Linked DNA regions of Homo sapiens: regions 1 and 2 are each linked to region 3. A link is an interaction called in ENCODE POLR2A ChIA-PET data of the cell type or tissue named here. Cell type or tissue: Panc1. All regions are shown on one strand.

What was found. Peaks named below come from ENCODE experiments on the same cell type or tissue, not always from the same donor. Only the 100,000 strongest peaks of a DNase experiment are listed, where the experiment ranks them.
Region 1: POLR2A ChIA-PET joins it to region 3 with 7 read pairs; 2 of 35 experiments call an interaction of 5 or more read pairs at or near these places.
Region 2: POLR2A ChIA-PET joins it to region 3 with 5 read pairs; 2 of 35 experiments call an interaction of 5 or more read pairs at or near these places.

Annotation. Positions count from the first base shown.
Region 1 is chr10:27,494,767-27,499,766 of GRCh38, forward strand. No RefSeq gene overlaps it. Among named protein-coding and RNA genes, the nearest start is that of RAB18, 7.0 kb to the right of the region's middle. In Panc1, no CTCF peak of the experiment used is centred here; no DNase peak of the experiment used is centred here.
Region 2 is chr10:28,346,146-28,351,145 of GRCh38, forward strand. No RefSeq gene overlaps it. Among named protein-coding and RNA genes, the nearest start is that of MPP7-DT, 45 kb to the left of the region's middle. In Panc1, no CTCF peak of the experiment used is centred here; no DNase peak of the experiment used is centred here.
Region 3 is chr10:27,189,692-27,194,691 of GRCh38, forward strand. It overlaps a transcript of ACBD5 not described here and the pseudogene RNU2-24P. Among named protein-coding and RNA genes, the nearest start is that of MASTL, 37 kb to the left of the region's middle. In Panc1, no CTCF peak of the experiment used is centred here; a DNase peak (open chromatin) is centred at 2,730.

The DNA.
Region 1 (5,000 bases), 310 kb after region 3:
CTTCATTATCATATGGATTGAAGGTTGGATTGAAGATTGCTGTTATGTCTCTTGCGATTTCTCTGAAGGTCAGATAACAACTTAGTCTGGGTTTGGTGACATGAAACTGTAGCATGGATGTCTCCATTTTGATTTTTAGTTTGGTCTTTTGGGGCCTAGAGCAAGAGCTTAGTTCAAAAAAGTGATCTCCTATAATTTTTATTTAACAGAAATTATTGCTATGTATGGTGGCAGATGCCTGTAGTCTCAGCTACCCTGGAGGCTGAGGCAGGAGGATTGCTTGCACCCAGGAGTTTGAGGCTGTAATGTGCGATAATCATGCCTGTGAATAGCTATTGTACTCTAGCCATAAAAACTGAATAGAAATTGAGAACTGAAAAACACAGTAATTGAAACTAAAAAAAAAACAAAAACAAAAACAACTCACTGTATGGGCTTAATGGCAAAATAGATATGTCAGAGTAAAGACCCAGTGTATGTGAACAAAGTTCAATAGAAATGATCTAACCTGAGTAACAGAGAAAAAGATATAAAAACACCCACTTGGACTCAGGGACCTATGGGACAATAGCAAAAGACCTAACCTTTATGTCACCAGAGTCCCAAAAAGAGAGAAGAAAACGTGGTGCCAAAAAAACTATTTAAAAAACTGGCTAAAAATCCTGAAATTTGGCAGACAACATAAACCTACAGATTTAAGAAAATCAGCAAAACTTGAACAGGATAAAACCAAGGAAACCCATTCCAAGACACATTATAACTAGTATATATATAACACATGAACTAAAGACAAATAAAAAATCTTGAAAGCCATCAGAGACAAATGGCTCATTACTTACAGGGAGAGAATGATGCAAATGACTATGGAGTTCTCCTCAGAAACCACAGGGGCCAGAAAAAAGTGAGACAGTTTTCAAGTGATGAAAGAAAATAACTGTTAATTCATAATTGTATATCTGGTTAAAAAAATATGTTTCAGGAATAAAAGTGAAAGACATTCTTAGATTAAGTATACTTGGAAAACTATTAATTAAGGACAACCAACAGAAATGATAGGTATATGGGCATATATAATGGGCTATTATTTTTTCTTTAGTCCTTTAAATATGTTTGAAAGCAAAAATTTTAACAATGTTGAAATTGCCTTTGCAAAATTATGACTGAGACAGTGAAGGAGAGCTAATCTAACCTACTCTATCTTGGTTCTAACCTTTAAACTGTCCTTGTTCCTTTCTGGGCTTAGGCTGAACTAACTTTGGGAGGAACTTAGTTTACAGTTTATAGTTGAAAACAAAATCGATAACAGCCCTTTCCCAAAACAAACCTTCTTCTTGCCTGGGGACTAGACTGCCTTTGTAGGACAAACAAATTAACCACAAGATTAGAAATTATGGTTTAGGAGTCATGCAGCTGGAGGCTGCAAGACTCTGACCCTCCCTAAACTGCTCCTAAGATCAGTGCTTGAGATATTTTGCAGACCCTGCGCTTGTTGGATCAGCTGGCACCACCCAGATTGATACACTTGATGATCTTGTGGCCCCCACCCAGGAACGGACTCAGGGCAAGGAGACAGCTTTGACTCCCTGTGATTTCATCTCTGACCTGACCAATCTGCACTCCTAGCTGACCAGCTTCCCCTGACCCACTAAGTTGTCCTTAAAAACTCTGATCCCTGAGTGCTGCTTGGGGAGATTGATTTGAGTAATAACGAAACTCTGCTCTCCTGCACAGCTGGCTCTGCGTGAATTACTCTTTCTCTCTTGCAATTCCCCTGTCTTGATAAACTGGCTCTGTCTAGGCAGCAGGCAAGGTGAACCCACTGGGTGGTTACAATGTCTGGTGAGGATTTCAACGAATGTAGATGTAATGTACAAGACAGCCATAACAGAAGAGGGGGAAGTTACAGGAATCTATGAAATAAATGAAAATATATCATATTTAAATTTGTAGGCTGCAGCTACATCAGTGCTTAGTGGAAATTTTCTGCCATTAGATACTTTATTAGAAGAAAGATCTCAAATCAATAACCAAACTTCCTTATGTAAAACTAGAAGAACAAGAACAAAAAGCAAGCAGTAAGAAGGAACTAAGAAAGATAAGAATAGATATCAATGAAATTGAAAACAGAAAAGAGAAAAATCAATAAAAGTTGGTTCTTTGAAAAGATCAATAGGATAAATCTCTATCTAGCAAGAGTGACACACAAAAAAAGTGTGAAGTCCAAATTACCAATATCAGGAAAGAAATAGGGGAAATCACTACATACCCTGCATACTTTAAAAAGATAATAAACAGCTTCACTCACATAAATTTGACAGCTTAGTTGAACAAGAATAATTTCTAAAACACACAAACTGCCAAAACTGAGCAAGATAAAATAGATAATTCAATAGTCTTGTGACTATTGTAAATCATTAATTCTCCGTTGAAAATTTTCTGAAAAAGAAATCTCCAGGCTCAAATAGTTTTGCTGGTAAATTCTACCAAACATATAAAGAAGGAATAAAACCAATTCCATGCAACTTCTAAAGAAATTAAATCAATAACAAATAACCTTTCAAAAAATAAAGCACCAGGCCCAGATGCCTTCACTGGTAAATTTTACAAACACTTAAGGAAGAGTTAAGTTTGAATTTAGGTCAATTTTCCAAAATCTCTTTTAGAAAATAGTAAAGAAAAGACTTCCCAACTAATTTTATGAGGTCAGCATAAAATATCAAAATTAGACAAAGACAATAGACAGTAGGCCAGGCACTGTGACTCACCCCTGTAATCCCAGCACTTTGGGAGGCTGAGGCGGGTGGACCACAAGGTCAGGAGATCGAGACCATCCTGGCTAACACGGTGAAACCCCGTCTCTACTAAAAATACACACACACACACACAAACATTAGCCAGGCGTGGTGGCGGGTGCCTGTAGTCCCAGCTACTCAGGAGGCCGAGGCAGGAGAATGGCATGAACCCGGGAGGTGGAGCTTGCAGTGAGCTGAGATCACGCCACTGCACTCCAGCCTGGGTGACAGAGCGAGACTCCATCTCAAATAAAAAAAAAAACTCCTTCCCCCTCAGAGTGTTATATTTGTTACAATTTATGGAGCTACACTGACACATCATTATCACCAAAGAACATAGTATATATTAGGGCTTACTCTTGCTGTTGTACATTTTATGGGTTTGAATAAATGTATATGGTATGTATCCACTATTACAGTATCATGGAAAGTGGTTTCACTGACCTAAAAAATCCTTTATTCTATGCCTATTCATCCCTTCCTCCCTACTAACTTCTAGCAACCACTGATCTTTTTACTGTGTCTATAGTTGTACCTTTTCCAGAATGTAATATATTTGGGATTATATAATATGCAGACTTTTTAGATTGGCTTCTTTCACTGAGTAATATGCATTTAAGTTTCCTCCATGTCTTTTTATGACTTGTTAGTTCATTTCTTTTCCATGCTGAATAATATTCCATTCTCTGGCTCGAACACAGTTCACATATCCATTTTCCTACTGAAGGATATCGTGGTTGCTTCCAAGTTTTGGCAATTGTGAATAAAACTGCTATAAACATATGAGGGCAGGTTTCTGTGTTAAAAAAGTTAAAACATAAATTTTAAACTTCTTTCGGCAAATACCAAGGAGAACTGAATTGCATGCTGAATTACATGGTAAGAGTCTGTATATGTAGTAGTATAAGGAACCATCAAACTGACTTCCAAAGTTGCTGTACCATTCTGCATTTCCACCAGCAATGAATCAGAGTTCCTGTTGCTCCATATCCTACTCAGCATTTGGTGTTGTCAGTGTTCTGGATGTTGGCCATCCTAATAGGTGTATAGTGGTATCTCATTGTTTTCTTTTTATTTCCCCAATGACATATGATTTGGAGCATCTTTTCATATGCTTTTTTGCCATCTGTATATCTTTTTTGGTGAGGTATCTCTTAAGGTCTTTGGTCCAGTTTTTGGTCGGATTGTTAGTATTCATATTATTGAGTTTTAAGGTTTTTTTGTACATTTGGATAGCAGTCTTTTGGCAGAGGTGTCTTCTCATTCTTTTAACATTGTCTTTCTCAGAGAAAATTTTTAAAGTTTTAATTATGTCCAGCTTATCAGTTTCTTTCACGGATCATGAAACGTCTTCAGTGTTGTATCTAAAATGTCATTGCCATACTCAAGGTTATCTAGATTTTCTCCTATGATACCTTCTAGGAGCTTTATAGTTTTGTGTCACACATTAGGTCTGTAATCCATTTTGAGTTCATTTTTGTGAAAAGCGTAAGGTCTGTTTCTAGATGCATTTTTTCATATGTGGCTCTCCAGTTTTTCCAGCACCATTTGTTGAGAAGATTATTTTTTATCCATTGTATCGCCTTTGCCCCTTGTCAAAGATCAGTTGACTATTTATGTGGGTGCCAGGCTTTTATCATATCGACTCTGCCATCTTTTCCTCCTGCTCATGCTATCATGGATTGATGCCTTTTGCCCACAAAGCCTCTTAAAGTTGTGTAATCAGAGTTGGGTATGGTGGCATGCACCTACAGTCCCAGCTCCTGGGGAGGCTAAGGTGGGAGGATCCTTTGAGCCCAGGAATTAGAGGCTGCAGTGCTTTATGATCATACCTGTGAAGAGCCACTGCACTCCAGCCTGGGAATTAGCGAGAAACCGCCTCTTAAAAAAGTTTCACTGGCTGGGCCCGGTGGCTCACGCCTGTAATCCCAGCACTTTGGGAGGCCAAGACGGGCGGATCATGAGGTCAGGAGATTGAGACCATCCTGGCTAACATGGTGAAACCCCATCTCTACTAAAAATACAAAAAATTAGCTGGGCATGGTGGCGGATGCCTGTAGTCCTAGCTACCCGGGAGGCTGAGGCAGGAGAATGGCGAGAACCCGGGAGGTGGAGCTTGCAGTAAGCCAAGATGGTGCCACTGAACTCCAGCCTGGGTGACAGAGCGAGACTGTCTCAAAAAAAAAAAAAAGTTTCATCATCATTGCT
Region 2 (5,000 bases), 1.2 Mb after region 3:
CTACCAGAAATCCAGAACAACATCATTTTTAATAACAAAATAGAAACATTAAAATTAGGATCAAATCAAGAATGTCGAGAAACACTGCTGTTATTCCACATTGTATTAGAGCCCTAGCCGATGCAGTAGATGCAAAAAATAAGATAAGATGTAATATTTGAAAGAGAGACTTTCATTATTTATATGCTGTAAAATCAGTGGTATGATGATATATGATAAACAACTGGTTCTGAGTGTAGTTTCCAGTATGAATGTTGGTTGATGGTTTTATTTATATATGAACAACTTAAAATTAAAATGGAACAACTTGAAATTAAAGTGAAACAACTTGCCTGAACTTCACTTGTTGGTCAATGATATGAGCAACTTCTTGGTTAAATTGAAAAATCGTTTTTGAATACTTCAAGAGTATTTATTTCCTCAATTTTTTGTGTTTTTCACAATGTAATGACTACAGGTATGACACATTCACAAGTTTAATCTCTGTGTTGTCTGTTTTGTGTCATCCTAACAAAATATCTGAGACTGGGTAATTTATAAAGAAAAGAGATTTGGCCAGGTGTGGTAACCCACACCTATAGTCCCAGCACTTTGAGAGGCCAAGACAGGTGGATTGCCTGAGCCTCAGAGTTCAAGACCAGCCTGGGCAACATATTGAAACCCAGTCTGTACAAAAAAAATTTACAAAAAATTAGCTGGATGTGGTGGCACACACCTGCAGTTCCAGCTACTTGGGAGGCTGAGGTGGGAGGATCGCTTGAACCCAGGAGGTGGAGGTTGCAGTGAGCCAAGATCATGCCACTGCACTCCAGCCTGGGGAACAGAAGAAAGAAAGGAAAGAAAGGAAAGGAAAGGAAAGGAAAGGAAAGGAAAGGAAAGGAAAGGAAAGGAAAGGAAAGGAAAGGACAGGAAAGGGAGAAAGAAAGAGGAAGGAATGAAGGAAGGAAGGAAGGAGAAAGAAAGGGAAAAGAAGAAAGAAAAAAAGAAAGAAAGAGAGAAAAAAAGAAAGGAAAGAAAGAAAGAAAGAGAAAAGAGAAAGAAAGAAAGAGGAGAAAAGAGGTTTATTTAGCTCACACAGTTCTGCAGGCTGGGAAGTTCAAGGGCATGGCCTTGGTTTCTGGCAAGGTCTTTTGTACTGCATCATAACGTGGTAGAGAACATCAAAGGGGAAGTGGACATGTGTGAAGAGAGACAAAAATCTGAAACACATCCTGGCTTTATAACAACCCACTCTCTTGGGAACTACTCTGTTCCCTCGAGAACTAATCCAGTCTCATTGGAGTGAGGACTCATTCAATACTGTGAGAATGGCACCAAAACATTAATGAGGGACCCATCCCCTGACCCCCAGCACCACCACATTGGGGATTAAACTTCACCATGAGTTTTGGTGGGAACAAACACAAACCATGTCCAAACCATAGAAATTTCCATTATTAACATTTTCTCCATTACATTATTAAGTCTAGACAGTTAACAAAACAATAAATCAAGACCTAAATGGTAACATTTGCTGGTTTCTGTAGTGTAAATACAGTACTCCTGTGATGGTTGCTTTCAACCTACCAGAGGGACATCACTGAATGTGGAGCTGGAAGAGACACAATAGCATACTGTCATAAAGAATTTCCATTATATAGAAACAGAAGAAATAAATAACCTCAAGAGCATAGATAATAGTAAAATGTAAGAAAACAATTAGGACATGATGAGTTTTGAGCATTTATTACCTTAGTCTTTTATATAATCTATTTAATTGTAAGTTTACATAATTTAACTCTTTTTTAACATTTTTTGCTTATTTTAAATTATTATTGGCATTCTAATGTATTTTTTAGTTTATTTACATAATTTAATTCTTAATAATGGCTATGTTTAACAACCACCTCACAAAATTTCTGAAAACTTAATAATCAAGTCTCATAAACTGGCATAAGCCAGCTCTATGGCATCACATAATTGTGTATCCAGAAAATCAAAAATAATCAAGTGAAAAACTAAAGAACCAAAAGAACATTCAACTAAGTTGATTGGATACAACATAATTATAAAACATAGAGTTAAAAAAATCAATTCAACATCATCAATGTTTCTTTCTTGTAACAAGAACAAGAAAATCATTAAGAAAAATCCTAATACATAAAGCATAAGGCAGATATTAAAATAAATATAAAATTTTATTGATTCACATTTTAAAGACATAAATAAATGAAGAGATATATCATGTTCCTGCATAGGAGTAATATTGCAAACATGTAAATTCTCCCTCAAAGTAATCTATATGGTCAATGCAATCTCATTCAAAATTCTAACAGAATTTAATTTGGATATTGGTAAACTGATTCTGAAGTTTGTTGGAAAAGACCATTCCTATGAATAAATCTGTGAAAAGGTTTGATCTCCTAGATATAGGAACATTCTATAAAATATTGGTAATTAAAATAGTGAGAGTCTGGTGCAGGAATAATCAAGTATACTGATGAGACGGAGGAAGAGTTCAAAATGCTTCATTTGTTACAGAAATGTTATACTGCATGTGAAAAGAGCCAATTCACATCATTTGGAAAAGCAAGGAGTGCTCAAAAAATGATGTTAGGAGAATTGGTTTTCATATGGAATAAGCAATCCAATGACCATCACTCACTGAAAATCCAACTATGTACATATCTGATGTGTGTTCTTTTGTCTACCTACCCTATAATTTAATACAAATTTTAAAACTTCTGCTATTTCACACCAAACAAACAAACAAAAAAACTCAGGTACCTAAAAGAAGTAAACATTAAAGAAAGAAATGACTTTAAGAAAACACAGGAAGTTATTTTTGTAATTTTGGCATGGTGGCATGGTCACTCTGTTGCCAGGCTGGAGTGCAGTGGCACAATCTCAGCTGACTGCAACCTCCGCCTCCTGGGTTCAAGCAATTCTCGTGCCTCAGCTTCCCGAGTAGCTGGGAGTACAGGTGCGTGCCACCATGCCCTGCTAATTTTTGTATTTTTAGTAGAGACGGGGTTTCACCAAGTTGGCCAGGATGGTCTCAATTTCTTGACCTCATGATCGGCCCGCCTTGGCCTCCCAAAGTGCTGAGATTACAGGCGTGAGCCACCACACCCAGCCAATGGGCAGATTCTTAAAAACTTACAACCTTTGTATGGCAAGAGGCTCCATAATTCAAGGTGAAAAATAAGTTACAGATGGGGAAGAAATATTTGCTATAAAAATAGCAGTCAAAAAATATGGATTAACAAAATATCAAGAGCTCTTATAAATCAATAAGAAAAAGACAATCAACCCAATTAAAAGAAAAATCTAAGTCATCTCTGTCCAATAGAAATATCACGTGAGCTACATATGTAATTTTAAATTTTTTATTAGTCACATTAAAATTATTTAAAGCAGTATCTCTTATTACATTGATATGTAATCAATATAAGAATATTAATGAGATATTAAGATAACCAATATAAAAATATTAGTGAGATCTTTTGTTTAGACCAAGTCGTTGAAATTTCTGTGTATCTTACACTGACAGCACAACCCAATTTAGGCTGTCCACTTTTCAAGTGCTCAGTGTCCACATTTGGCTGGTGATAATCAAATTAGACAGCACAGGTCTAAGCAATTCACAAAATAAATATGAGTGGCCAGTAGACTAAACTATTTCTTCATTGAGGAAATGCAAATGAAAGAAACAAGATGCCACATTTCACCCACCGCATTGACCAACACTGAAAAACCGAAAATTATTTAAAACTTGTCTTAGCTACAAAGAAGTTTGTTATAGGATTGCTTGTAATAGCAAAAAGAAGCCTAGGCAACATGGTAAGATCTTGCCTCTACAAAAAATTTAGAAACTAGGCAGATGTGGCGGCATACAACTATAGTCCAAAGCTACTTGGGAGGCTGAGGGAGGAGGATCACCTGAGCCCAGGAGATCAAGGTTGCAGTGAGTCGTGATTGTGTCACTTCACTCCAGCCTAGGTGATAGAGTGACACCTTGTCTCAAAAAATATAAAATAAAATAAACAGCAAAAAGGAAAGAAGAAAATGAAGAAAAGGGGGAGGAAGGGGAAGAAATAGCTCAAGTAGCAGACCGAGTTAAGCAGGTTAGAGTGCACTCCTGCAATGGAACCTACTTGGTGATTTTAATACATTATTTCAGCTATGGATATTGACATAAAAAACTCTCTTAAAAAAAACAGTAGACAAACCAACTTGTGGGACATTTTATGTAATATGATTAATATAACATACAACATTTTTATGTTCATATATACATAGATTCCTAAATGCATGGAAAGGTGATCTGAAAGGCTGTAAACCAAAGTATTAATAGTCCTCTAGGGTAGGAAGGGGTATGGTGGATGGGCCTGTTGACAGTGGGAGTGGGAGCTTTCATTTTGCAGTGTATAAATTTTTGCATTAGCACATGTCATATTTGCAACTGGAAGAAGTTTTAAATATGGGAGGCTCAATAAGCCACAGTTGAGAATTCAGAGTTCTCTGGCATCCATGTTTTATGGAACCAGCCCCCTCAGTTGTTCCATTTCTGAGAAATATGCTGAGGCCATCCTAGGAAAGGATCACTTAGAATCCCATTTTTTTTTTTTTTTTTTTTTTTTTTTTTTTGAGACAGAGTCTCGCTCTGTCAACCAGGCTGGAGTGCAATGGTGCGACCTCAGCTCACCGCAAGCTCCGCCTCCTGGGTTCAGGCCATTCTCCTGCCTTCTCCTGCCTCCGCCTCCTGAGTAGCTAGGACTACAGGCCCCCGCCACCATGCTTGGCTAATTTTTTGTATTTTTAATAGAGACAGGGTTTCGCCATGTTAGACAGGATGGTCTCGATCTCCTGACCTCGTGATCCGCCCGCCTCGGCCTCCCAAAGTGCCGGGATTACAGGCGTGAGCCACTGCACCCAGCCTAGAATTCCTATTTTTGACAATTGTTGCAAGCAGCTCAGCATTGAAGGTATTTCATGCAAACTAAATTTTCTATGTTATT
Region 3 (5,000 bases):
CCAACATGGCACATGTATACATATGTAACAAACCTGCACGTTGTGCACATGTACCCTAGAACTTAAAGTATAATAAAAATATATATATATATATATAAATAAACTTTTGTTTTCACAACGGCATAATGTTTATTGGATGAATTTAGAAAAAGAGTAAAAAGAAAAAATAAGTTGGTATCTGTTAAAGGAAAATGTTTTATTCTTACATGAAAAATGCAAAATAATAGATGTGACTTGTTTTCCTTTGGAGCTCCAAAATAAAAATATCAGTAAACACTTATCTAAAAAAATAAAATAATAATTGTTTTTTAGGCTGGGCATGGTGGCTTACGCCTGTAATCTCAGCACTTTGGGAGGCTGAGACGAGTGGATCACAGGAGGTCAGGAGTTCGAGACCAACCTGGCCAACATGGTAAAACCCCGTCTCTACTAAAAATATAAAAATTAGCCAGGCATGATGGTGCGCGCCAGTAATCCCAGCTGCTCGGGAGGCTGAAGCTGGAGAATTGCTTGAACCTGGGAGGTGGAGGTTACAGTGAGCCAAAATGGCGCCATTGCACTCCAGCCTGGGTGACAGAATGAGACTCTGCCTCAAAAAAAATTATTTAAAAATGTTTTGTCCCACCCCCATTAAATGTTAAACAAATCCAGAAATTATGTTTGAAGAATGTCCTGTTTATCTTGGCCCACCTATGTTAGAATTAAGTAAGATGAAGTACATAGCAAACATAAAAGGTGTTTAATAAAATGATAATTATTTGAACCCTAAGTACCCTACTGCCTCCTGGAATATGTACTTTAATTTTGGGTTCGGGAAGTGGTAACTATATAAAGCCTTACTATTATGCTCCAAAACATCTTGAAGGACATTCGGGTCTAATTCCTCTATTTGCTACAAAGAACTGTCTTATTTTTAGCCATTTATAAAAATGCTGAGAGTCCAGAATATAGTACAAATATATTTACTGTTTACACCAGGTCTTTCAATTAATACCAAGCCAACCATGGATGAGTCATTCTTTTAACTGTGTGGAAAGTGTATTGTACGGGACAACATTTGAAGGAAGGAGACTGAATAAAAGGCTTCTGCACCAGCCCACCTGGATTCAAGACATATTTTAGAGGTAGGAGCAACAGGACTTTACTGATATATGGGATGAGACAGGTGAGAGAATGGAAGAGCCACATTTGACACCTAACTTCTGGCTTGAGCAGTTGGGTGGATTGTGGTGCTGCACCCTGAACTGGAATGAGGGACAGGATGGGTAGACATACTAAGTTTGAGATGTCTGTGAGACACCCAAATAAAGAATTCAAGAAATCAGTTGGACACCTCCAAATAAAAATGGTATGTCTGCAAATTCTTTTACACTCTTCCTTCAACAGGTGAATGAATAAACAGAGGCACATCTATATAATGGGCTATTATTCAGCGCTAAGAAGAAATGAACTACAATGAAAAGACACAGATGAATCTTAAGTGCATATTACTAACTGGAAGAAGCCAGTCTGACAAGGCGACACACCGTATGATTCCAAATATACGACACTGTAGAAAAGGCACAACTATAGAGACAGTAAAAGGATCTGTGGTTGCCAGAAGTTAGGAGGGAAGGATGACAAGGTGGAGCACAGAGGATTTTTTAGGGCAGTGAAACTACTCTGTATGATATAATGGTGGATACATATTTTAAATTTGTCAAAACTCATAGGATGTACACTAAGAGTGAGCCCCATGGTAATGATATGTCCATGTTGGTTCATCAGATGAAACAAATGTACCACTCCACCAGATGTTGACGGTGGAAGAGGTTGTGCAGGTGGGGCGGGGGGAGAGGAGGGTAGAATATGGGAGCTCTACTTTCCACTTGATATTGTTGTAAACCTAAAACAGTTCTAAAAAAGTCTATGGCCAGATGCGGTGGCTCACGCCTGTAAGCCTAACACTTTGGGAGATCGAGGCAGGCAGGTCACCTGAGGTCAGAAGTTTAAGACCAGCCTGGCCAACATGGTGAAACCCCATCTCTACCAAAAATACAAAAAATTAGCTGGGTGTGTGGTGGTGGGTGCTAATGATCCCAGCTACTCAGGAGGCTGAGGCAAGGGGAATCACTTGAACCCGGGAGGCAGAGGTTGCAGTGAGCAGAGATTGCACCTCTGCACTCCAGCCTGGGTGACGAGAGGGAAACTCTGAATCAAAAAAAAATAATAACAATAAAGTCTATAAATAACCTAACAACGCATCTTAACTAGGAAAGCAAAAACAAACCCAAAATTAGTAGAAGAAATAATAAGATACAGCAGAAACAAATGAAACTGAAACTCCCCAAAATACAAAAGATTTTTAAAAATGAACTTGGTTTACTTTGAAAACAAAATCAACAAACCTTTAGCCAGACTAAGAAAAAGGAATACCCAAGTAAATAAAATCAAAGATGGAAAAGGAGACAGGACAACTGATACCGCAGAAATATGAAGAATCATCAGAGACTACTGGGAATAAATATATGCCAAAAAACTGGAAAACCTACAAGAAATGGATACATTCCTTGACACTTTTTTTTTAAGTCTACATCCAAAGTAGGGATTGTGAAAAAAAAAATTTATAATAATGAAAAAAAAAGTCTACTGGGGGCTGGAGATGGGGTGGCTTAAACACTCTCTCTCTCCTAGTTCCATGAAATAAATCCCAGAGAGTAACTGACTGCTGGTTCTATGCCCATCACTGTGATGTCACTGTGGTCAGGAGAATGGGATATAAGCTGACCAGGCTGAGTCACATGTCCATTACTGTGAGTCACGATGGGGCAGCAATGGGCATAGCTGGGTGTTCCATTTAGCAGCCTCACCAGAATCACTGGATTCTCGTGGAGGAGGAAGAGCGCTCCAAGGGAAGAGGGGAGGGGACAGAAGAGAGGGGAAAGGGTGACCAGTAAAATTTAAAAAATAACTGATACTCCCTTGCCTGATTTTATGTAGGTATAAAAAGTTCTCTTCAGGCTTGGCACAGTGGCTCACAGCAGTAATCCCAGCACTTTGGGAGGCCGAGGCGGGTGGATCACGAGGTCAGGAGTTCAAGACCAGCCTGGCCAATATGGTGACACCCTGTCTGTACTAAAAATACAAAAATTAGCCGGGCGTGGTGGCGGGCGCCTGTAATCCCAGCTACTCAGGAAGCTGAGGCAGAGAATTGCTTGAACCCAGGAGATGGAGGTTGCAGTGAGACGAGATCACACCACTGCACTCCAGCCTGCTGGGTGACAGAGTGAGACTCCGTTTCAAAAAAAAAAAAAGTTCTCTTCAACACATGTTAAAGAATTGAAACAAGTGAGGAAATTTCTCTATTTCTCTTTTTTTATGTTTTTCTTTCTTTTCTTCCTTCCTCCCTCCCTCCCTCCCTTCCTCTCTCTCTTTCCTTCCTTCGTGTGTGTGTGTGTGTGTGTGTGTGTGTGTGTGTGTGTGTGTGTGTGTGTGTGTGTGTCTTGCTCTGTTTCCCAAGCTGGAGTGCAGCGGCAAGTTAATCACCTGAGTTTGAGACCAGCCTGGCCAACATGGAGAAACCCTGTCTCTATTAAAAATACAAAAAAATTACCCAGGCAACGTGTCTGGCACCTGTAATCCCAGCTTGAGAGGCTGAGGCAAGAGAATTGCTTGAACCTGGGAGGCGGAGGTTGCAGTGAGCCGAGATTGCGCCACTGCACTCCAGCCTGGGCAACAGAGCGAGACTCTGTCTCAAAAGAGAGAAAAAAAAAAAGAACTGATAAGAACTGATACTACCCTTGATCTTAGCCAAAAGGCTAAGAAGTGATTAAATAATTTTGTATACAAAAATATAACTATGAGAGCCAGTTCTTGCCAATGAGATGTGAGGAGTCTCCTGTGTGGGACTTTCAAGAAAGTTACTGTTTCCTGATCAGATGGAAAAATACAACTGTTAATTGCTTTCTGCGCTTCACTCTGTGCCTGCCTATAATGTAGACATTAGATCTAAATGTACTTCACTATCTTGCAAGCATGAAGATAAAAGCTACACACTAAAGATGGGAGAAAGAAAGACAGGAGGAGCCTGTCTACCTAATGGCATTGTGGAAGCACCTTCCCGGCCCTGGACTTCTATCTCCAGACTTATATCGAAGGAAAAGACCCAGTTACTTGGTCAAGCCACCACAGCTGGGTTTCTATTACATGAAGCAGAATAATGATACCTTAAATGATACATCACTTTTATTACTCTGTAGAAGTTACAAGTCATAGATGGGTATTAAAAACAAAACCCAGGCCAGGCGCGGTGGCTCACACCTGTAATCCCAGCATTTTGGGAGGCTGAGGCAGGTGAATCACCTGAGGTTGGGAGTTCAAGACCAGACTGACCAACATGGAGAAACCCTGTCTCTACTAAAAATACAAAATATTAGCCAGGAGTGTGGCATATGCCTGTAATCCCAGCTACTCAGGAGGCTGAGGCAGGAGAATCACTTGAACCTGGGAGGTGGAGGTTGCAGTGAGCCGAGACGGCACCATTGCACTCCAGCCTGGGCAACCAGAGCGAAACTCCGTCTCAATTAAAAAAAAAAAAAAAAACCCTCTCATCATTTTCCACATAAGACCAGAGATGTGTATTTAAGATGGTTGATTAGGGCTGGGTGCGGTGACTCACGCCTGTAATCCCAGCACTTTGGGAGGCAGAGGCAGGAAGATCACCTGAGGTCAGGAGTTCAAGACCAGCCTAGCCAACATGGCAAAACCCCGTCTCTACTAAACGTACAAAAAATTAGCCAGGTGTGGTGGTGGGTGCCTGTAATCCCAGCTATGTGGGAGGCTGAGGCAGGAGAATCACTGGAACCTGGGAAGCAGAGGTTGCAGTAAGCTGAGATCACACCACTGCAATCCAGCCTGGGCGGCAGAGCAAGACTCCATCTCAAATAATAATAATAATAATAATAATAATAATAATAATAAGATGGTTGATTAGGGTTCATTGTGTGGCTGTGGGAAGCTAT